Regions from separate parts of the Homo sapiens genome. Here region 2 is linked to region 1. A link is a contact called in ENCODE Hi-C data. All regions are on one chromosome and are shown on one strand. Each heading gives the region's core, a stretch centred on a gene start or an enhancer-like site at or near the end of the contact. The rest is flanking DNA. Distances are from core to core; before and after follow the strand shown.

What was found. A loop is a pair of places that touch in the nucleus more often than their neighbours do. Pooled maps may share reads with other maps.
Region 2: a map of ascending aorta shows a loop between it and region 1 (7-fold over the local background). The contact joins the promoter of FGFR1OP2 here to the promoter of RECQL in region 1. A Hi-C loop is called at or near these places in 2 of 168 maps with a recorded cell type or tissue (CD8-positive, alpha-beta T cell and ascending aorta) and 7 of 50 pooled maps.

The regions. Positions count from the first base shown.
Region 1 is chr12:21,499,295-21,505,432 of GRCh38, reverse strand. It overlaps RECQL (RecQ like helicase), which reads left to right and starts at 3,798. Exons shown (of 15, transcript NM_002907.4): 1 at 3,798-4,263; 2 at 5,818-5,878. The coding sequence starts at 5,863. It overlaps GOLT1B (golgi transport 1B), which reads right to left and starts at 3,644. Exons shown (of 5, transcript NM_016072.5): 1 at 3,485-3,644. The coding sequence starts at 3,509. RefSeq lists enhancers at 2,579-3,286, 3,287-3,994, 3,945-4,004, 4,145-4,334, 4,375-4,424 and 2 more.
Region 2 is chr12:26,937,120-26,943,617 of GRCh38, reverse strand. FGFR1OP2 (FGFR1 oncogene partner 2) reads right to left here and starts at 5,148. Exons shown (of 7, transcript NM_015633.3): 1 at 4,908-5,148. INTS13 (integrator complex subunit 13) reads left to right here and starts at 5,637. Exons shown (of 17, transcript NM_018164.3): 1 at 5,637-5,822. RefSeq lists a silencer at 4,715-4,784 and enhancers at 4,314-4,822, 5,045-5,094, 4,823-5,332.

The sequences.
Region 1 (6,138 bases), core at 2,549-5,048:
AGAGAATTTACCAAATTAACTATTTGGATAGTGGACATAATTTCATAGAGGAAAATATGGACAAAAGAGCAAGTAAAATTCTATTAAATAACTATTTAGTAGTTAGGATTAAACATCGGCAGCTTTGTTAGTTGAAGATGACTAATTTCTATCATTTCACAAATAACCTTGATGATTACATAAAAATTCTGAGATGTTTTTAGAAAGGAAGGTATATGGAAAGACACCTACTATGTACTGAGAATTTACCACGAATTAGGCCTTATGAAGTGCTTCACATACCTTATATATAACTTAATACTTCCAATACTACTGGAATGCAGGTATAATTACATCTTTTTAAAGATGGAGGAAATTGAAGTTTAGAGAGTTGACTTAAGTTGCCTAAAGCCACACTTCTAGATAAGCATTCGAACCAAGGTCTTTTGAATCCAAAGCTCATGTGCTTAACCATTAATGCCATACCTCTTCCCACAGAATTTTTATTTTTTAGGTTAAAGGTGTTTGGTTACATGAAACTCAAGGACACTGGAGTATTCTGAACTTCTGGGGGACGCATCTTTTAGGGGATTCAAGTTTAATATTAGCTTGTTATCTAACATAGCCAAGTAGAACTATTAAAAATTAACTGCGGTCAAAAAGGCCAATCTCTGAGTATGGTTTACCGTGTTATGAAGTGTTTATACAAAAATTTTATAATTTCTTTAACAAAATTGTGAGGTAAAAGGTAGCACTGGTCCTATGGTTCATATGTGCAACCATGGACCTAGAGGTAATTCAGTAACTTGTTCTTGATCATAGAAGCAGCAAAAATGTGTGTGTGGGTGCTGGTGGTATGGAGGCAGGTACAACAGTCTGTGAAGTCAGCATTCAACCAGTCTTCTCACTCCACAGACAATGGTCCTACAACTACAACATGGGAACCAAAATATTCCACTACTTTATCCAGTACAGTCCAGCGGGAGACATTGCCCAAAACATCTTTGCCACAACTGGTACTGGCAATGACATTGCCAAGTAGCTCCTGATCCACACTGGTCAAAAGTCTCAAATTGGCCTCATTGTGCCTTTTTCTCACCTCCAGGATCCCCCTTTTCCCTATCCGTATGCATTCATAAGCCCTCTGGCTATCAAAAGCCTTGCATAGAGCTGCCTTCTTCCCATCGGAATCATATCCAGTAAAACAAACTTATCTTCCTTCACTCCTCCCACATGTTTAAAAAACTGTCCACAAGTTAAAAAAAATATAAAAACAATTTAATAAAACGAATCTGTCTAACATAAGGAGCATACTGTGGAAATTGTATAAGGAAAGACACGCATAATCTAATGGCAAACACTGTTAGCATTTTGATATCTTATTCACAATTTTTTAAAAGCAGCATTGTCTCTCTTACCATACCCTTTGAAAAACAGAAGTCAAGCAAGAATTCAATTGAACATTAACTGTACTGGAGAATGCAATTATCACACTAGGCTTTTAGACAATGTGATGAAATGAAGATTTAGAGGCAGCATGCCCCTCCTCCGCCCCTCTGAATAAGTCTTGTCTTTTTTGGGGCGGTGAGGAAAGTCCTAGAATGCCTTAAAATAATCATGAATTTCCATTTATTCTACTCTGAGCAGTGCTTGGCCACTCTCTAAAAACCAAAATCCCAGAATAATCCTGACAAATCACTTGAATGATGGCCAATCCCTGCAGTTAAACACACTCACACACAAACACAATTTGAAATCCAAAATGCATTTGGTTCACTAATCGTTTTATGTTTCAATCCACTGTTTCACCTAAAACATGTGACAAGTGAACAGCAAAGAGTAAAATTTCATTGCCCTCACAAAATTTAATGAAGTGAGGAGAATGCTTCTCAGGGAGAATGCCCATAGTCCAAACCCACTCTCTTGTTTTTATAAAGCAGGCACTCATCACTATATTAAGTCTTCAAAAATATAATTTCTATGCACAGATTATTCTCAGATCTCAAATAAAGTTTATATCAAGTCTTCTTAGGTGATAGTGGGGTACAGTGCAAAAGGTTTCTGAGCCAGCACACCTGGGATCAAGTTTTGTTTCTGTCACTTTTTCTTTGACCATGCACTCAATTTCTTTTGTGCCTCATTTAACTTATGAAAGGGGCATGCTTCTGTGAGCCTTACAGGGCTCTTATAAGAATTATGCATAATGATTCACATGAAAGCACATGGTTAACTGAAAGAAAATACCTTTATATAATTGCCAGTAATTATTATTACACTAGATTCCTATCCCCTCAAGACTACACTTTTATTTTCTTTGATCAGAACAGGCCAGGCCAATGGACCAAAGTGGGCGGCAACCTTGGGGCAGGTGGCCCCAAGAGGCAGCCCCAGTCCAGCCTCAGGAGGGAAGACAGCCTGATTGGGGGGTGGCAGTGTGTGTAGGAGGCCTTAGAAGCTCTGTGAAGTTGGTCTGCCATGACTTGAATCTCCACAAGAAGACTCCACTTTAAAATAGGGCATTTTAAATAAACTTCTATTTTTCACTTCAATTCACTGTTTAAGTCTTAAAATATTGAAAATCTGAGTTAACTGGAGTGAAATGAAAGGCGTGGCAGATAAAGCAAAGTGAGACAAAAAGAGACTCTTATGAACATCAAAATATGAGGTACAGAGCTTGGGCAGACATAAATACAAAAATTATTAATATTAACAAAAAGCAGTAGGAAAGTGGAAATATTATAATGAAAGAAAAGGAAACCGATATCAATGCTAGCTTTAGAGATGAAATAGGCCTGGAGAACTCTGTGGCAGGCAGAGAGCGATGCTAAAATAATAAAACAAGCCACAAAGCACAATATACAATACTAACGAAATATATCCTTTAATGGCACACAAAGTGGCTTTTCTCTACTGCTTGAAACTTTAGCAGGTAGAAAAGTGAGAATGTTTCAAGAGACTTCTAAAAGGTTGCTTACAGTACTGGCAAAAAGCGAATATTCAAAATGCCACATTTAAGCGTAAGGACATTTTCAAAAAGAGCCTACTGTAGGTGACATTTAAAATACCGCCTCCCAAATAACCAGCCAGCCAGGGACTTGTAGAGGACCCGAAGTGTGTCATGCGCATAAACGATCCCGAGAGTGGGCCGCGGGCACCACGCAAACTTTCTCTTGTGGCAAGCCCCTAGAACAAAGCGCCCATCTCACTGGGGATGAGGAGATCAGCGCGACCCTGGAATGAGACAGACTCTGGGCTAAAGCTCCCCTCCCAACATAGGGCGTCCCACCCTGCCCCACAGACTCTTCTCCCAGGTCAGGTCCGCCAGTCCAAGTCTAGCCCCGGCATCCCGAAGGCAGCCCCTTAGGGTCCCAGCAGCCCTAGCTCTGTCTCGCAGGCCACCGCCCCCAACCCAGAGCTTCATTCATTGACCCCGGCGGAGGGGCGAGACCCAGCCGGGCGATGGGTGTGCGCGGCTCGAGGCGGGGGCCCCGGAGCAGGTGCTTACTCTGCGTGTCCGTTAAGGAGATCATGGCTGCAGTGGTGGGGACAGCGGCGACAGCACCTCGGAAAGCCCAGGGTGGGAAGCTGAGTCGGGAGAAATGAAGCCGGGAAACAGCCCAGGCGAGAGCCGCCACGTCTTCCGGAAACACGCAGCCACCCTCACTGCCGCTTTAAGAGCGCTTCCTATTGGCGAAACCTGCTTCCAATCTCAACCAATAACTCGTAATGTTGTTCGGTGACGCGCATGGTGACCACACCCCTTGACCAATTAGAGAAGGGAGTTATCTGTGATTGGCTGAACGGACCGACCCGGAAGGGTGGATGCTCTCAGCTGGCTGGCGGGAAGATTTTACTCCCGAGTAGCGGAAAGATCTGCTCGAGGCCTGGGTGCTTTGGTGTCGGAGATCCGAGAGTCGGAGATCGGAGAGTCGGACACAGGACAGTCGGACACCGGACAGTCAAACACCGGAGAGTTAGACCGGGCTTCTCGGTGGGGAGAGGCTCTGGGATAACTACTGTTACAGCTTTGAAGGGTCAAGGGTGTGCGCTTTTTGTTTCATCCTTCCCTTTCCTGCTGCAGGGCGAGGCCGGTCTGTAGCGGATCACTTCCTTTCGCCCACACATTGGCGGAGGAGAAACCGGAAAGTTAATCACTGCCCTGCTCTGAGAACTCGGGCCTTTAGGGGCACGTTCGCCTGCTGACCGGTCTTCTGATCTCCCCATTCTTTTCCATGCAGGAGGATTGGCCACCAAAGCCTGTTTATTAGCAGCTGCCATTTGTTGGTAAATACTACTGGGGATGCTTCTTCCACCCCCTGCTTCACAGTAGCGGAAGGGCGGGCGTTATTAATATTAAATTACTATTGCCTCTAAATGCAGGTGGCGGGGAGAGAGAGGATTTAGCCTATGGTATCTCAGTGGCGTTTCCTCCAACATTGATGACTGGCTGTCACCCTGTAACATTCTTCCTGTGGATGCCTAGCTTATACTGCTGAGTGACAGACCTGCTGTAGTTCAATTTCTGGATACATTTTATGTTGAGATATCTTTTGCTGTTAAATCACATCATTTTGGGAAGGAGCAGTCTTTTAACCGCATAATCAAAGGAGTCATTTAAAATCGTGGGGGAGAATTGGATATAGACTGTGTCTTTTCATAAGGGTAGAAACAGCCCCTGCTACCTTAGCAAACCTGAGCCCTCACTACATCAAGGCATTTTCCTGGGCTGTGCGGATACAAAGGTGAAGAGATTGAACCCCAGCCCTGCTAAAGGACCTTACAGTCTATGGAAGGAATGTTACATTTTCATTACGTGAAGAGATGTTTGTATAGATCAAGAATTAGAAATCCTTGGTTTACTCTCCTATTTAGCCTTCTTTTAATGGTGTGGTTATTCCACATTCTTTAGCAAGGCAAAAAAGAGTCAGCCTATCTTTCCGGCCTAGTGGTGGCTTCAGAATTCTGTGTAGAAAGGGCGTAAGGTCAGCAGTCTAAGGATAGGTGTTGCAGAAGTGACTTTTGGAGAGCATCTTAGTTTTAGAAAATGTCCATATTAGAGAGATAGAAGAGGTGTTTTTAGGATTATGGGGAATTTAAAGTTTCTACTCTCCAGCCCCATTTTCCACTTGTCCATATGCATGCTTAGGTTTTAGTCATTCATAGATACTTAGAAATCATTACAAACCATTTTCCCCTCCCCCCACCTCTAACTTAGAAAATCTAGCTTTTCTGTAGAATACCAGTTTCTCTTTTAAGATTGGGCTTATATTGTAATTCTTTAACGCAAGGGCTCAATAAAATGTTAGATGATTAATTTTATTATTTATGTTGATGTATTTTGCTTAATCTGGTACATTTGAATCTATCCAACTTATTTATAAGATTGCCATCCTCCCAGTTTTACAGGTAGGGAAAGAGGCTTGGAGGAACAGCATATGCAACTTTGCCTAACATAGTAATTTAGTCACATAGCAATTGGTGCTAGACCTGTTGAATGTTTGCTGTTTTTTGTTACATCACTTTGTATCTTGTGGATGTTTGCTGAGTGTCATTGCTACTGTATTTGTCATGTATACGTTTATGTGACTTTGGACACTTCTCTGAAATCTAGAGAGTTAGTCGTTCTGAGTGTTGTGGGTTATTAAGCTGAAATATAGAGTTTTCCATAAAAAATTAGTGTCAAAAGAACCATGTGGTTCTTATTTGAAAGGTCACTGCAATATATAATTTACTTTCTAACATTTTCCGTGCTTAGGAATGACAGATTACTGTTGAGTGAACATCATTAATAGTACTATTTTTAAAAACTTGTTGTCACTGTTGTGCTTTTATTTTTAGAAAGAAATTTGGATTATTTTAGAAACAAATTTGGAAAGAAAAAGAATGGCGTCCGTTTCAGGTTAGTAGCAATGATTACATTTTCTTCTTCCTTCTGTTCTATTTCTGTTTGTATGATATTTGAAAAAGTTTGTTTTAAAAATTCTGATTATAGAAATGATTTTTTTCAGCTTTTTTATTGAAGTAAAATACACATTACAAACTTTGCCATGCTAACCATTATTAAGTGAATAATTCATTGGCATTAAATGCATTTAGACTGTTGTGCAGTCGTCACCACTATCCATCTCCAGAGCTTTTTCATCTATCCAGACTAAAATT
Region 2 (6,498 bases), core at 3,899-6,398, 5.4 Mb before region 1:
CCTGACCTCAAGTGATCCTCCTGCCTTGACTTCCCAAAGTGCTGGGATTACAGGTGTGAGCCACTGCACCCAGCCGAAATGTCAAGTTTTCTGTAACTGTTGTACAAACAGTGCAATTTCCAGTCAAAGTCCCAGCAAGATTTTTTTAGAGAAATTGACAAGCTAATTCTAAAATTAGCTTGGAAATGCAAAGAAACTAGATAACAACAAAACAACTATGAAAACAAAAAAAGTTGAAGAAACTATTTGTTTTCAGTTTTTTTCACACTACCAAAGTTTAAGACTTACTATAAAGCTACTTCAATCAAGGTGGCATAGAGCTGATAGAAACAGAAAAGGTTTAGAGACAGGGCCATACAAAAATGGCCAATGGATTTTTGAAAAAGGTGCAAAGGCAAGTCAAAGGAGAAAGGTTGGCTTTTTTCAACAAATGGTGTTGGAAGAACTGGACATCTATATGCCAAAAGTTTAATCCCAACATAATTCCTACACTTAATACAAAAATTAACTCAAAATGGACCATAAGTCTAAATATAAAATTAAAAACAATAACACTTTCAGGAAAAAAATAAGAGAAAATCTTTGTGACCTGGGGTTAGGCAAAGGTTTTTGTAAACATGATACTAAAAGCATGATTCATAAAAGAAAAATTTGATAAACTGGACCTCATCAAAATCACAAACTTTTGCTCTGGGAAAGACACTGTTTAGAGAGTTTGAAAAGACAAGCTACAGGCTGGGAGAAAATATTTCAAATCACTTATCCAACTAAGGACTTGTATCTAGAATACAAAAAAGTCTCTCAAAACAATAAGAAAATAACCCAAATAAAAATGAATAAAAGACTTTACTAGTGAACCAAAAAGATATGGACAAATAAGAAACATGAAAAGATGTTCAACATCATTAGCCATTAGAGAAATGCAATTAGAACCATCATGAAACCTGTCCTCTTAAAATGACTATCTATTTCTGCATCAATACCACATTGCCTCAAATGTAACAGCTGTAAAATAAACTCTCCCTATCTAATATGTATAAGTCACTGTTTTCTTCTTTAAAATTGCTTCACCTATTTGCCTTCTCTCTAACCTAATTCTATCCAAATGGATCTCTAGAGTACCCTAGAGGAAAATCAAACTGTTACGTAATAATTTTAATTAATTCAAACTGTTGGTAGCTTTCTGAATCTGAGCAATAACTAACTACCTTATACTGTCATTTGGGCAAGAGGACAAGTGTTATTCCCACTTTACCAATGAGAAAATAGACCCAGGAATTCCAAATCTAAAAAGCTGAGTGGCTCACGCCTGTAATCCCAGCACTTTGGGAGGCCAAGGCGGGTGGATCACGAGGTCAGGAGATCGAGACCAGCCTGACCAACATGGTGAAACCCTGTCTGTACTAAAAATGCAAAAACTAGCTGGGTGTGGTGGCGCACGCCTGTAATCCCAGCTACTCTGGAGGCTGAGGCAGGAGAACTGCTTGAGCCCGGAAGGTGGAGGATGCAGTGAGCCGAGATCGCACCATTGCACTCCAGCCTGGGCGACAGAGCAAGATTCCATCACAAACAAACAAACAAACCAACAAAGCTGAATGACAGCACCACAAAGCAAGGAAAGAGCCAAACTAGTACCAAAAATAGAATTTCTGATCCCCAGTCTAGTGTCCTATTCCTAAGCCACACTGGATTCCCAGGGTCCTGTTTGCTTTTTACCTGTATAGAAATAATCTCAATCTCATCAGGTGGAAAACGAAAAAAAGTAAGTTCTCTGACCCTACCCAACACATGGAACATCCAAGATATTTTTTAAAATTTTCAAGCCAGCCATAGAAAAGAAATGGGAATGTATATGAAGACAGATTTTAAAGAATAAAAAAATTTCAAATATTTTCCAGACATAACAGCCTAGCAACCATTTTAATTAGGTGTCACAGTTAATTACAAGATCAATGAATGTTTACTGATTGGCTTTTTAAAGTTGTAATTAATATCCACTTTATGAAAAACACTCTCTCCTCTCCAGATTGCATAATGAAATACTACTATCAAAATCAACTACATTTAAAATTTGTTAACTATAAAAACCTACCTATTCAGGGAAAGGAATTATAAGCAGCAGGTAGCTCAAAGCATAATTTTTTTTAGCATTTCAGAAACACAGTGACAACAGTTTCTAAGAATTTGCATGTTCATTTCCTGTACGTGAAACCACACACACAAAAGTTTAAAATATTTTATAATATGCATTTACTTTATCACCTTTTTTGAAGACCATTGTGCTTCCCCTCTTTTTTGGCCAGGAAGTGGAGTGGGAGGAAGAAGACTGTTTTCCAAACTCTCTAACAAGTTTCAAATTTTAAAAAACAGACTACAGTAAAAAAGGAATATTCTAAACTTTTCGGCCTATTTTTATAGTGCCTACCTTAACTGGCCATAATACACTTACTTACATTATTTTCTATAGGCGGGTCCAAATTACAGGTGAATCTCTTTTTTTTTTTAGCAAGTTAAAAAATTTTTTTTTCTTTTCTGCATTAGTCACATTCTCGCCCACTTTACCACCCAAAGACTTTTGCAGTCAGACTCCTGGCAGAAGGCTTAGAACATTCTGCTGCTGATAAAAGAGAAACCACCACCCACCCAAGACAGCAACTGCCAGCTGTTTACTTTTAGATTTTGGTTAAGAAAAATTTAAGGAAATTCAAGTCAAAATTTTCAAGCCAACCTCAGAAAATAAATAGGAATATAAATGAAATGTAAGAGAAATTAAAGACGAAAAAAATTTCAAATATTTTCTAGGTAATTAATAAAAGCCTAGCAACCATTTTAATTAGGCATCACATTAATTGTAAGATCAATGAATGTTTACTGATTGGACACTTCTGTTTCCCTTATCTGCAAATCCACTACTCCTACCACTACATCTACACAGAAATATTGTGGCTACTGATACACCACAGATCTGTCTTTAAATGTCAACAATCTAGTTTAAATTTTTTCATGTTCAGGTATGTGTCTCTAATATTAATTAGTACATAATATGAACTGACCCATATGGAAATAAAAAAACCAAAAGGTATAGTTATGGTTTTCATATAAACTTATAATCTTATGAATGCAAGAAAGAACGCATATAAATTACATATAAAAATAAGCATTTATAAAGGCACATCGCTGTATGTGAAAGCAAAGAAAATTTTCACTGTCCTTGAAAATAGTGGAATGAATACATGTTTGGAACTGTATAAAGACACTTTCTGAAGAAAATTAATTTTTAAACTTGGAAGAAAGATTTTGGAAGTAATGACACTGGAGGATTTTTTTAAAATTACACGTTCCCTTAGAATTGTGGCTGAATATAAGTTTCACATACATATGTTCAAAGAGTTGTGACAGTTCAAGAAGGAACTAACCTAATCTAAACCAGTTATTTCTAACCTACAGGCTAAGGAGTCAGTAGAAGAGTTGCCTGAATGCACATACTCCAAGCACTGTCTGTAGTCTAAAACATTTCTGCTCCATTTCTCAAATATAAATAGATACTGTAAAAATAAAATACAAAATCATTTAAAAGCATAGTAGTTTTCTGTCATTATACATAATTTCAACCAACAATTACTAAAAGTCCAATTGCATGTGTATTAGAAGTACAGGGTTTCTCATAATCAAAATAGGTCGGGACCTTTAAGCTAATGTACAGAGTTCCTTCTGGCCCAAAATTCTATGATTTTAAAGGATGAAGAACTCTTACGGTGAATTCCTTAGAACTATTCCATTTCAATAAACATACATATGTATATATAAATAATGCTTGCTATGTGCCAAGTACTGGACTTTTTCTCAGAGATGAGTAAGACATGATTCCAGACAGACCCAGGTTCAAATTGGCAGGAGAGACAGAAACAAATAATACAACCTAATAAATACTGCAGAAGAAAAGTTTCAAATGCGTTGGGAGCACAGCGGTATCAATGTCACCTGGGGGAGTCTGAGAAGACAATGATTTATGAATTGGGTTTTGACAGGTGGTAAAATAGAGGAACAGTAAACATCCTAGACATCCGCACGTACAAAAGTACAGAGCTGTCAAAGCGCATGGCATGTTTGGGGAAATAGCCAGTATAGTCTTGTATGGTAGGATATTAAAGCAGGACTAAAAGGTAAAATGGATTGGGGCAGACTGTAAAAGATCCTGAATGATGATGTGCTTAACAATTAGGATTTGATGCTGTCAGCAATACGGTTACTAAAAAGTTTAAGGAAAGGACAGAGATAAATATGTATTTCAGAATAACTCTATGGAAGGATTATAGTAGGGAAACCAGTGGAGGGCGGGGGGCAGAGGGGGCAACCGCACTAATTCTGGCGAAAAAAAAAATAATACAGTGCAGTGTTAAGTGGAAATGAAGAACCAATGATGATTCCTGGTTTTCTAGTTCGGATAGCAGGACAGATACTGGAACCATTATCAGAGATGGGATAGAGAAGAAAGGCAGGAAGAGAACCAGAAAAGAGTAATACCCCTTGGAGAGCAGTTTCAAGAAACAAGTTATCTTCATTAAACGCTGCAAACAGGTGACTGAAAGGGTCCCCCGTCCGGTGGTGAACTCGCAGGTGGGTAAGGCAGGATGAAAGCAGATACGGAAGGTGTGTCCACAGGGTTAGAGCCAAGGCTTTTCATTGAACTTTCCGCACCGCATCTCCATTAAGAGGAGCTCGGAGTCGGGGGGCGCGGAGAGGAAGTCCGGCTCCCAGGAGCAGGGAGCCCGCGGCGGGAAGCGGACAGGGCCGGGCGCCGGTGGTTCAAGAGGCGCAAGGCACCGGCCCCGGCGAAGGACTGCCCCGGCAAAGGACGCCTCCGACTCGCCCACCCCTGCTCCCGTCCCTGGATTTAGTCCACTTACTCTGCTCTTAGTCCCTCGCAGCCTTCAGCTGTGGCGATGCGGACTCAAACCCTCTACCAACCGGGACCTATGCACTCAAGGGAAGAGACTCCGCGCCCCCCTAATCCGCCTCCTCAGCAAGCAGACGCAGAATCGGACGGAGGCAGCGGACGGAAGGCCGGGAAGCCAGTGGCGTTCAACGCCATCACCGGCGGGGTAGACACCTCCGCCGACCGCCTCCGACCGGCGCTCCCGGAGAACTCCAGCCTCGCGAGATTTCTTTCCTCGCGTTACTGTGGGGCAGAACCGACCACTCTCCGCTTTGCCCCAGAAGGCAGGGCGGGGCCCTTCTATGTCCCTCCCTATTCCTCCCTTCCCAGGCTTTCGCTCGGCCTCTCGCAAAGTCTCGCGAGTTTTTCCAGGGGAAACCGGCCTGGGTGGAGAGACAGAGAAGGGGAGACCGGGTGGGTGGGTCGTACGCTTAGGGGGCCGTGGTTGGTACTTCGCTGTTGGGGAGGCTTTCAGGTCGCCCAGATCCTGCTTCCCAATGGGTGACTGGGAAAATTAGCGGGTGGAAAATCTCGAGGGGTGGAGGCTTTTTTTTTCCTCCTTGGCCCCGCCCTCTTCCTGTTCGGCGACTGGGACGCCTGGCCCTACGAGGGGGAAGGGAGGCTTGGCCGGGCTATCGGAGAGCGCTGTGCGCACGCGCGAGCCCGAGTGCGTGTGTGTGTGTGCACGCGCACGCGCGCTCCTGCTCTTAGGAAGCCTGGGAAGGACCGGTGTGCTAGGAGATGATCGGGGAAAGCATAGTCCCCTGTCTGTGGCACCAGACACTCCCGACTGTGCGCTGACTCTCCCCGCCCAGCCAGCAGCCTTTTCCAGAGAGGCTGTGGTCCATAGCCTCTGTTCGTTTTCACTGCAGGACCAGGCACGAAAGTAAGCGAACCTCGATCCTGAGGTCTTCCCTATCCACTCACCTTGTATTTTCCACCCCCCACCCTCCAGCAAAGTGGGTCTAGAAGGTTTCTCAAAGAGAGTTTTGCATGAAGGGGAGATGCGTCTTGAAAGCAAGAGGTGAAAATAGCTGGATCGTAAGAAATCAGTTCGTTTTGATTTAACACTTTGGCTTTGCTTGCCATGTGCTTTTCGAATGTGGATTGTCTATTCAGTATAAGATTTTGTTAGCGAAGCAGGGGAGTACCGTATGCTCTGTTTTAATAAGAAAAAGTTTTAAAAGTTTTAAATTTCCTTCTACACACCAGTGTGATGGTAACAACTAAGTTTTTCTGCTCTACCTGGTAAATTACTGTGATGTTTCAAAAGCTAAGGGGAGAGTGTGAAGTTGGGGTCCTTATCCTAAGGCGAAGACCTGATGTGCGGTTATCTTAGGAGATGTTTATCTTTGTTTTGGCCTTTTCTTTTGCTGTCACTCCTCTTTCCTGTTAATTCCGCACCCCTACCCGCCAGTCCCCCTTCAAACGTTTTTCTTGGAGGGAAGTGCAAAAATGCTGGCTTGGGGTTTATATGTGACTAATGTCAATTAGCAAGGATCATAAAGTTGTATTTCAAGAGTCTTTGTCACTTATGTTTCGTATATGTAAGGGAATCAAAT